Linked DNA regions of Homo sapiens: region 1 is linked to region 2. A link is a contact called in ENCODE Hi-C or POLR2A ChIA-PET data. All regions are on one chromosome and are shown on one strand. The core of a region is the stretch at or near the end of the contact, and the rest is flanking DNA. Distances in the headings are between cores, read along the strand shown.

Region 1 (5,873 bases), core at 1,680-4,179, 410 kb after region 2:
TGTGCCCTGCTTTACACCAGCTGTGCAGGGCAGCGTCGGCTCCGCATCCATAATCTGGCCCTGAACTGCTGCACCCAGCTGGCTGATCTATATCGAAACTGTGAGACTGACACGCTCATCAACTACATGGCCAAGTTTGGTGAGGGTAGAAGCAGGGCAGGGTGGGATTGGGGCTGAGAGGTCCAGGATGGTGAGTGGGTAGTTGTGATGGTGGGAATGCACACATGATGGGCAGCTGACCAGTGACTATCTTTGCTTTCCCATCCAGCATATCGGGGAGTCCTGAATAGCCCTGTGAAGGCTGTTCGTGACACGCTCATCACCCAGTGTGCCCAGATCCTGGCCTGTTACAGAAAGAACTGTGCTAGCCCCTCCTCTGCAGGACAGGTGGGGCAAGTATATTAGTGGGAGGTGGGGTTGTTGGGACAAATGTTTGCATTTGGGAGGGATTTCTCATGATCATTGACTTTATTTTGATAATCCCCTCAGTTGATCCTTCCTGAGTGCATGAAGCTACTCCCAGTTTACCTGAACTGTGTGTTGAAGAGTGATGTCCTGCAGCCTGGAGCTGAAGTCACTACTGATGACCGTGCCTATGTCCGACAGCTAGTTACCTCCATGGATGTGACTGAGACCAATGTCTTCTTCTACCCTCGGCTCTTACCTTTGGTGCGATTGAGGGTTGGAGTATGAGATCTTGCACGGAGCAAAGGGCCTCTTAGGAGGAGGAAAGGATAGGCTAGTATCAGTCAGACACTAGTGGAATTTGTTTTTATGTATTTTAGCTGATGTAATTTTCACACTGAGAGAGTTACTGAGACCCCAGAAGGGGTGGTGTCTGAGGACTTAGCTTTCAAAATTTTGTGTGTGGTGCGGGGGGGCAGACTTGTCTTATGGTCCTTGGTAACCTTTTGCTCCCTTCCTTTTGTCTAGACAAAGTCTCCCGTTGAGAGTACTACCGAACCACCAGCAGTTCGAGCCTCTGAAGAGCGTCTAAGCAATGGGGATATATATTTACTGGAGAATGGGCTCAACCTCTTCCTCTGGGTGGGAGCAAGCGTCCAACAGGGTGTTGTCCAGAGCCTTTTCAGCGTCTCCTCCTTCAGTCAGATCACCAGTGGTTTGGTGAGGGCAGGGAGTCAAGGAGAATATGGGTGTGGAAGTATACTTTGTGAAACAATTGGGAGCCAATATAGTTAGTGTGCTAGTACCCTCAAATATCAGGGAACACTTGGGGACAAGGGCAGTTGCTGTCATTCTTCCCAGGTTTGCCTGTTTCAGATGATGCATACATGTATGCTGCCCCACCTTGACTGAACTCAGAGTGCCTTACCATAAGGATAAATGAATTTTGTGTTCTAGAGTGTTCTGCCAGTTCTGGATAATCCACTGTCCAAGAAGGTTCGAGGCCTCATTGATAGCTTACGGGCACAGAGATCCCGGTACATGAAGGTAACACTGATCTGAACCCTGGATTTCTTACCTTGTCAAGTCCTCACCTAGAAGTGGGGGTTGGGTGGGGAATGAGTAAGTGACTGCCTAATGAGATTTCTGGGCATGTTTAATTTCCTTTGGCCTTGCCTTATGAACCCTGAATTCTGGCCGTAGCTTACCGTGGTGAAACAGGAAGACAAGATGGAGATGCTGTTCAAGCACTTCCTGGTGGAAGACAAGAGTCTGAGTGGGGGAGCATCTTATGTGGACTTTCTCTGTCATATGCACAAGGAGATTCGGCAGCTACTGAGCTAAAGCAAGTGGGTAAATGGCATAGGGCCCAGGCTAGCTTCCAGAAAGCACCCCAGGATGTCAGAGAAATTGGGACAGTAACATATCTTATGTAAGCTGACCTCAGTCTCTCTGGGGGGAGGGGGAGATATAAGGAGACACCTTCTTTCTGGGCTCAAGTATCCTGCCACTCTGTCATGTCCTGCTGATGGAAGGTGCCCCTGTTCCCTCATTCTACCCTCTTTTTCCTGCTAATCCTGTCATAATGAATGTAGCTTCTCAGTTCACTGTATATGATTCGGTATTGGGGGTTTGGAGGCACCCAGACCCTGGCAATATTATGTGTCCCTTTGGACCAGTCTCCCAAGAGGAGAGGGGCAGGCAGGAAAGAGTGGGGATCCTAAGGTTACTACAGGGGGCTCAGTGTCATCCACAACTTCCTATATTAGGGATAAAACATATAGGTGCACAAGAGCTGGGGTATAGCCCATAGGTGGTGGAGAGAAAAGTGGTCAGTCCTTCTTGGGCCTGGAGGTTAGCAGTCAAGTTTCTCTGCTTTCACTGCTCGCTCGCTCTCTCCTGCAATGATTGATGATCACTCCGTGGATAGAGAGGCACACTGTCAGAGGTGACCGGAGAACTGAGTTGCAAAATATATTAAGATCTGGTAGAGGTACCAGCTTCCTTTCCAGCTGGAGAGGCCCCAACACTGGATGGTTCTGTAGGGAGCCTAGGGAGCCTGGTCATCAACTTGCAATACCTCACAGAGCCAGTTCACATCCCACTCTGAGCTCCCACGAGAAACACTGCTTCTCCAGGCCCGGGGTTGTTGGGGAGAGAGGCAGAGGCAGCTGGAGCGCCGTTCTCTCCTGCTGGGACACCGCTTGGGCTTTGGTATTGACTGAGTGGCTGACAGTTATCTTCCAACCCCAACTGGCTTGGGGGCAGGACAAGGGCTAGGCTTGATGGTGGCCAGGCTTGCCTGCTCCCCACCTGGGATGCCCCTGCTCTGGACCTCTCATTTCTCTTCATTGGTTTATTTTTCAATGCATCTTTAATTTGTAAAGAAATAAAATAAATTAAGATGTAACCATTAGCCTCATCTTTACTCCCGAAAGCTCACTTTGCTTTTAGTCCTGGCCGTCGGCTGAGCGAGCTGCGCATGCGCCACGTGCCCCCGTGGCGTAGGGCCTCGTCCGGTCACGACTATCCGCTGGGCGGGGTCGGTGCTGGCCGAGGGGGCGCCGGCTGCCGGAGTGGACATGGCGGCCGGCCCCATTAGGGTGGTGTTGGTCCTTCTAGGGGTGCTCAGTGTCTGTGCAGCCAGCGGCCATGGGTCCGTAGCGGAGAGGGAGGCCGGCGGGGAGGCGGAGTGGGCGGAACCGTGGGATGGCGCGGTTTTCCGGCCGCCCTCGGCGCTGGGCGCAGTGGGGGTGACGCGCAGCTCTGGGACGCCGCGGCCAGGGAGGGAGGAGGCGGGGGACTTGCCGGTACTGCTGTGGTGGAGCCCAGGGCTATTCCCCCACTTCCCGGGAGACTCGGAGCGCATCGAGTGTGCGCGCGGCGCGTGCGTGGCGTCCCGGAACCGCCGAGCGCTGAGGGACTCGCGGACGCGCGCGCTGCTCTTCTACGGCACAGACTTCCGCGCGTCGGCCGCCCCGCTGCCGCGCCTGGCGCACCAGAGCTGGGCGCTCCTCCACGAGGAGTCGCCCCTCAACAACTTCTTGCTGAGCCACGGCCCGGGCATCCGCCTCTTCAATCTTACCTCCACCTTCAGTCGCCACTCGGATTACCCGCTGTCGCTGCAGTGGCTGCCCGGGACCGCCTATCTGCGCCGCCCGGTGCCTCCGCCCATGGAACGCGCGGAGTGGCGCCGCCGCGGCTACGCGCCGCTGCTCTATCTGCAGTCACACTGCGACGTGCCAGCGGACCGGGACCGCTACGTGCGCGAGCTCATGCGCCACATCCCGGTGAGTGAGGGCGGGCCGGAGGGAAGGAAAAGGAGAGGGCGGGTTGAGGCCAGGACTCCAGGTGTCCAGGACTCCAGGTGTCCAGGACTCCAGGTGTCCAGGCCTCCAGGGCCGCACCCTCATGACAGCCTTACTGTACCCGGTCTAGGTAGACTCCTACGGGAAATGCCTGCAGAATCGGGAGCTGCCTACCGCGCGGCTACAGGACACAGCCACGGCCACCACCGAGGATCCAGAGCTCTTGGCTTTCTTGTCCCGCTATAAGTTCCACTTGGCCCTGGAAAATGCCATCTGTAACGACTACATGACAGAAAAACTGTGGCGTCCCATGCACCTGGGCGCTGTGCCCGTGTACCGCGGTTCTCCCTCTGTGAGGGACTGGATGCCGAACAATCACTCCGTCATCCTGATTGATGATTTTGAGTCTCCTCAGAAGCTGGCAGAGTTTATTGACTTTCTGGACAAGAATGATGAGGAGTATATGAAATACCTGGCATACAAGCAACCTGGGGGCATCACCAACCAATTTCTTCTGGATAGTCTGAAGCATCGGGAGTGGGGAGTGAATGATCCTTTGCTGCCTAACTACCTCAACGGCTTCGAGTGTTTCGTCTGTGACTACGAACTGGCTCGGCTGGATGCCGAGAAAGCCCACGCGGCCTCTCCCGGGGACAGCCCCGTCTTTGAGCCCCACATTGCCCAGCCCTCACACATGGACTGCCCAGTGCCCACACCTGGCTTTGGCAATGTGGAAGAGATTCCTGAGAATGACAGGTAAGAGTGCTGGGGTCCCCTGCAGCTATCAAATCATTTACTTACTTGCTTACTGTGGGCAATTAAGTAGCACTAGGTGCTGAGCAGGTGCAGGAGGAAATTATCACATGGGCTCATTCTGTATTTAAGGTGTCAACAGTCTAGTTGGGGGGATAAGACAAGCTGAAAAAGCTGAATAGATGTAAAATATAATTCAAGGCAACGTATGAAAATCAGCTTATGTGAACAATGTTTCCAGTAGTGGTTCAAAAAGATTGAACCAGAGTACAGGGCCTGTGCAGACAGGGGAGAGAGAAAATGGGGCAAATAAATAGGGACAAGGCTATAAATATCATTAATACCAGGTTCAGGAGTTTGCACTGCACTAAAAATCAACTCAGCTATTTGAGCACCTTTTATAGAGTGGAAATGGGGTTGGGCAGTAGAGAAGAGCACTTTTAGAGAGGCTTTTCTGCAGTAGTCAGGGGTTACACCTGTTAACCAGCCATAATTTTTTTTTTTAAGCGGCTGTGCTGAGGATGAGCCCCATGTAGTTGGTGCAGGTGGGGACACACTGCCTGTGTAACTAGAAAAACTAGGCATGGCCGGGCACGGTGGCTCACACCTGTAATCCCAGCACTTTGGGAGGTCAAGGGGGGAGGAACACTTGAGGCCAGAGACAATATAATATATAATATAATATATTGACCAGCCTGGACAATATAATAAGAGCCTCTCTGTACAATTTAAAAACTAAAAGCCTGGGGTGGTGGCACATACCTGTAGTCCTGGCTACTTGGGAGGCTGTGGCAGGTGGATTGCTTGAACCTAGGAGTTCAATGCTGTAGTGAGCTAGGATCGTGCCACTGCATTCCAGCCTGGGTTGGAGTAAGACCCTGTCACACACACACACACACACAAAACAATGCACAATGCGCATCAGAAGGGAAGCGAATAGGCTACTGTAGTAGGTGGCAAAAGGTGGTGGTACTGGGAAACAAGGCCAGCGTGTGGTGTGGGGTGGGAAAATGTTGAAACCACTTGTAGCAAGCCACACCTATTGGGGGAGAGGTGATAAGATTATTAAGCTGAAGTAAGGCTGCTAGAATGGCCTATAGAAACCGACTTGGACAGTGGATGGCAGCAGAAGGCCATTTATTAACAGATGCTGCTGGCAGTTTTGTCCTGATGGTTGGAATCCTTCACCAAGTAATTTGTATCTAATTACAAATTGTTTGTATCTGAACATAATATGATTTACTAGAGGAAAAGTATGAAAAAATATGAAACATTAAGAAAATAAATATTCAGGTTATGTCTTTTCTAGATACTGGATGCTACTTCATTTTGATGCACCTTCATTTTGATTATTGGCATAAAGGTGAAACTTAAAAGATAATCATCTAAAGACCCCTGCCCCCTTGC
Region 2 (5,467 bases), core at 1,611-4,110:
TTAACTTCTCAGTTTTACAAAAATATATTTTGAGAGCAGGAAAGAAGCAGCCACACAAAATGGTAGTCCACTGGAAAAGGTCTTAATGTATTTCTTATTTAGTCAGATATACTGTCAATTTTACAATACTAAGGGCACAAACAATTTCGATAATAAATTGGATATTTGTTTTTTGGAAAAGGTCTTTTATCTCTCCTTCCTTCCTTTTTTTTTTTTTCAGGCTCTCATTCTGTCACCCAGGCTGGAGTGCAGTGGTGTGATCACAGCTCACTGCAGCTTCAACCTCCCAGGCTCAAGTGATTGTCCCACCTCAGCCTCCTGAGTAGCTGGGACTACAGGCATGCGCCACCACGCCCAGCTAATTTTTGTATTTTTTGTAGAGACAGGGTTTCACCATGCTGTCTAGGCTGGTCTCGACGGCTAGGCTCAAGCAATCCACTCACCTCAGCCTCCCAAAGTGCTGGGATTAAAAGGCATGAGCCACTGTGCCTGTTGAAAAGGCCTTATTTTCTAACTCAATTCAAACATTTACTGAGGACATACTATGCTAAGTGTACTTGGTGATACAAAAGAGAAAACAACATCTTACAGCCTTCAGACTTTATAATTATCCTGCCTCTTCTCAGCTACTCCAGCATTTTTCCAGTCACCTAAAAGTGTCAAATCATTTGTTCAACAACATATTTCTGGGCTCTTTAAGGGCTTTAGTGGCACTGACAACTTCTTTGTCAAATGTACATTTGAAATGCCCTTTTGTATCAGTCTTCTTTCCTTTTCAATAATATGGCATTAGGCCTTCATTACCCTTCTGCTAGACTGTAACAAAAGCCTCCTAACTGGTGTCTCTGACTCCAGTTTCTCACTCTAATTCATCCTGCTTTTGTCAGAATTGCTCATTGAAAAAACTTGTTAAGCTTGGCACTGTGATGGGTGCTGAGGATACAAGAGATAAGATGTGAACTCTCTAACCTCAAGAAATTTAAAATCTAGTGAGGACGAGAGACGTGTAACTAGACCAGGAGTCATAATCTGTGAGACAGGTGCTCTGACAGAGGAAAGAAGGGAGGAGTGAAACACACAGGGAGGAAAAGGGGGGTGGAAATTTATTTTTTCTTTTACAAATAAAAAGAATGAGAGAAGCAAGGAAATTAACTGATTATAGCCAGTGTGCCAAGTGTGCTTCGCATTTATTATCTTAAATGTAGCCTCCCTTCTAAGAGATTCTTAAATCTCTATTTGATTGAAAAAAATTGAGCTTCAGAGAAGTTTGTTATCTTACCAGCAGTCATACAGCAAGGAAGTGCTGAATGAAGCTGGGACCTAGCTGGATTTGAGAATACATATGCATGCCAGGAAAATCTTGGAGGAAGTACGCTGGAACTATGTCTTAATAAAGGGAAGGATATTCCAAGAAAGGGAACAGATTTTAAAACGTTCAGAGGCAAAACAACACACATAGCAAGTAGCAAGTAGCTTGCAGTGGTGGAGTAAGAAGAAATAGGGAGAAAATGAGAAGAGACAAGCAGATAAATACCTTATTAAAGTACAGATCTGATCGTATCACTGTCTTGTTCCCTCTCACCTACCAAATAAACTGTAACACTACAGTTTAACTGTAGTTAAATGTAGTACTACATTCAGGGCTTTCTAGGATCTTGCAGTGCCAGTCAACTCCCCTCTTCTAGCTTATGCTCTTGCTTAGTATTTTTCAAAGATTACCTGCATTTAGTCGCTTTTGAACCTTTGCATTTTTCCTTCCCCCTGGAATTATCTCTCCCTTTCTCCTCACTCCGTCTCTACAGCAAATCCTACTCATCCTTTAAAATCCAGCTCAAATGCTTCCTAGTCCATGAAGCTTCCCAGTCGGAAAAACTTGCCTTTCCTCTGAATTCATTTAGCACTTTACACGTCTTTTGTGGCATTACCACAAGCTGTCCTGTTTATGAAGACTGGGTATTCAAAAGACCTTTCCTACTTAACAACTATGTGCCCCTAGGCAAATGCCTAACTTCTCTAAGCCTCAGTTTCACCTTCTGTAAAATGGATAACTTCCAACCTGTTTCACATTTATTGTGAATATCCCCTAAGATATTAAAGCTTTTTAAGTATGAAGCACTGCACAAATGGTATTATTAATATGCAGCGTTTGTCCTGAGAGCTCATTTACACCCTTGAAGGCATGTAACCTGTCTCACGCATATTTACGGGCCCAGAGTGCCTGGCACCATGTCTTGTACACAACAGGCGTTCGCGTCGTGTTTGAATTATGAATGCAAGATATAGGACTAAAGTTATAGTCAGGGCAGCTAGGGTGGGGACTCTTGTTGCCCCCGGCAAGGCACGCATTTCTTGTCATCTGCTCGGAAGAAGCTGCAAGGGGAGAGTCCAGTGAGAAAAAGGTTAGACGAAGGAGGCGATGTGACTGAGTCTGGTCTGGGGACAAGCGCAGTCAGCGCAGAATGAGGAGGCCTCCGACGAGAAGCGGTAAAGGAAGGTCTACGTCCGCGCTCCTGTGGAGGTCGCCGGGCTGGGGTTGGCGGCAGAGTCCGCACCTGGCCGGGCCAGCGGCTTTTCGGTCTAAATATCGGGGTTTTCAGCCTGGCCTTAGCTAAGGGAGCAGAAGATCGGGGTGACGGCTGTGGTGTGGCCGCAGGGCTGAGGTGGGGAGGCCGGGAAGAGAGAGTTTCTTCAGGAGGGATCACTGTCTTACCTGCAGCAGCCTCAGTTATGTTTTTGACAACTATAGCAACCAACTACCTCTCGCGAGAACTTACTTTTGGCCATCGCACGAGCAAGTTTATTCCAAGACTCGCGATAACCCTCTGGGGCCGGGAGCAGGGAGCGAGACGCTGAGCTTCTGCGCCTGCGCCCTAGCGCCGGCTGCAGCCTCCTCACTTCGAGAGCCTGCTGTTTCCGCGGATGCTTTACCTTGCCAAGAGTTGGGTTTAAGTGCATAGGTTTCCACCTTTACATTTTGCTTTCTCGACTCTTTGATTTCAATATTTCTCTATAATAGGAGGGAAAAAAGCAAAAGGAAGTTTAAAGAAAAAGGCCTTTATTAAACTGATTTGAAAACATCATTTAAATATTTCTCCGTGAAATATGCAATATTTTTTAAATGAGCCCGTCACGCCCTGTTGATGAGAGTGCAAAATGACCCTGCTTCTAGGTGCTCAATATTTGTACAATAAACAGACCTGAAGTTTATGATGTTAATACAAATTTTTAATATTCAAAATTTAACATTAAAGAGCTAGAATAGCAAAACACAATAGCAATAACCTGGAAACAACCCAAGTGCCCGTCGAAGGAATAGTGGATGAGTGGACCAATAAACTGTGGCATATTCACAAAATGGCATATTACAAGCAGTCAAAGTTAATGAACTGCAGCCATACACACAACACGGATGAATTTTAGCAGTATATATACTTTAAATTGTTGCAGTGTTAAGAGCCAGCTTGAAGGGACTCCCATGGGCCAAATAAGGGACAATTTGAGCATGAAGTAAACAACGACGATAACGGATTACAACCCATTGAATAAAATAGGAATATGCAAGTCCGTGTTGATACAGAGAAAAAGGAAAACTCTTTCAAAGTAGGATGCCAACCCAGAAGTGTAGCGAGAAGGATGGAAATAGAGAACTACCATTTGACAACTACTGAGGAGGATGACTCAGGCAGGAGTCTTCAATGGACGCTAAGGCTGGTGGGTAGATGTTCTATGAGGCATAGAATACTGGCGTGATTTTGGAATGCTTCCATGGAATACTACTTGATTACAGAGGGGGAAACAGTGAATGGACGCAACCAACATGATCAGGTGATCATGGTTAACATCACCAGTGTTGGGAGGAGTCTACATTGTGAGCCTCCTGGTGAAACACACTAAAAAAAAACACACACACACACACAAAGCATCCTTTTTGGTTTTCCTACCATGAAAGGAACTCAGGTTGTAGACCATCCAAGGACAAGAAAGACTGGGAACTGTCTCTGACTGAGGTTATATGACAACTAAATTCAATATGTATCTCTGTATAGCATTCTGGACCAGAAAGGAAAACAACATTGTTAGGACGGTGGGAAAAATGTGAATTAGCTCTGTGAATCGCATACCACCCCGAACATGCCCAATCTCATCTGAATTGGATGGTAGTGTTGTACCAATATTGATTTCCTGATGTGGAAGTTTGTTTGTTGTTAGGTAGGAGAGTGTCCCTGTTTAGGGGAAAATAAACACTAGTGTGTTTAGGAGTGATGAGACACCATCTCTTCAATTTGCTCTCTTGACTTTCAAAAGGTCCAGAAAAAGACTAACAAGGGATACATACACATGTACACACACATATGCACATGCATGCACACCTGCACACATACACACACAGTGAGCAATGGAACAAGTGCAATAAAGTGTTAACTATTTGGGAATCTGAGTGCAGGGGACATGGGACTTCCTTACACGATTTGGGCAACTTTTCTATACATTCGAGATCATTTCAAAACAATTAAAATATATACACACGCATAACCACTCTCCCTGGGAAGCCCTTTGCTTAGGAAATAGTTACCAGAGTCAAATTTTAAAATTTTTATTTATATGAATAAAGAAACATTATAAATATTGAGAAATATTTTTTGAAAGTTGCAGTGTTACAGGTAATAAAGGTTCTCAAAATAAAACTACTGTGGCACTACTGAGTAAGGATTTCTCTCTGGATTTTTTTTCCCAAGTGAGAGTTTTGGGTGAATTTGCACTGAGACAGCTATCCCACTTGCAAATGACAGACTCTTTCTACATAATAAGCTGGGTTAGGCCAAGTCTTTAATAGGGAGCTGTTCTTCCAGAAATCGCTCATGATCTTGGTCTACTTAGTACTTTGCTTCAAGGTCTTAGGCAAGCAAGGATAAATAACAGATGTCACCTCCTTAAACATAATTAATCTCCATTCAACTTTAGGGTACCTGAGAGCAAGGGCTGTATGTTACAATTTTCTTTTTTTTTTTTTTTAAGATGGAGTCTCACTCTGTAGCCCAGGCTGGAGTGCCGTGGCGCAATCTGGGTTCACTGCAACCTCCACCTCCTGTGGTCAAGTGATTCTTGTGCCTCAGCCACTGGAGTAGATGTGATTACAGGCACCCATCACCACGCCCGGCTAATTTTTGTATTTTTAGTAGAGACAGGGCCATGTTGGCCAGGCTGGTCTTGAACTCCTAACCTCAGGTGATCCACCTGTCTCAGCCGCCTAAAGTGCTGGGATTACAGGCATGAACCACCATGCCCGGCCTTTTTTTTTTTTTTTTTTTCTTTATTGAGACAGTCTTGCTCTGGAGTTCAGTGGCATGATATGATCTCGGCTCACTGCAACCTCTGCCTCCCGGGTTCAAGTGACCCTCCCACCTCAGCCTCCCGTGTGTGTGTGTGTTACAGTTCTTTTATTCTCCTACAGTGCTTAGCAGTGGCC

The links. Hi-C counts contacts between places; a loop is a spot of excess contacts on that map. ChIA-PET counts read pairs that join two places held with the same protein, here RNA polymerase II (POLR2A). Pooled maps may share reads with other maps.
Region 1: a pooled map shows a loop between it and region 2 (5-fold over the local background). The contact joins the promoter of POFUT4 here to the promoter of CFAP70 in region 2. A Hi-C loop is called at or near these places in 8 of 50 pooled maps. POLR2A ChIA-PET finds 5 or more read pairs at or near these places in 2 of 52 experiments (PC-3 and activated naive CD4-positive, alpha-beta T cell).

What each region holds. Positions count from the first base shown.
Region 1 is chr10:73,769,347-73,775,219 of GRCh38, forward strand. POFUT4 (protein O-fucosyltransferase 4) reads left to right here and starts at 2,930. Exons shown (of 3, transcript NM_173540.3): 1 at 2,930-3,695; 2 at 3,844-4,469. The coding sequence starts at 2,988. SEC24C (SEC24 homolog C, COPII component) reads left to right here. Exons shown (of 23, transcript NM_198597.3): 18 at 1-139; 19 at 269-387; 20 at 490-669; 21 at 934-1,125; 22 at 1,363-1,452; 23 at 1,609-2,815. The coding sequence ends at 1,749. RefSeq lists enhancers at 2,652-2,831, 3,422-3,531, 3,817-4,347, 4,192-4,241 and a silencer at 3,162-3,211.
Region 2 is chr10:73,356,004-73,361,470 of GRCh38, forward strand. It overlaps CFAP70 (cilia and flagella associated protein 70), which reads right to left and starts at 2,861. Exons shown (of 28, transcript NM_001367801.1): 1 at 2,775-2,861. RefSeq lists enhancers at 2,004-2,529, 2,466-2,685, 2,530-3,055.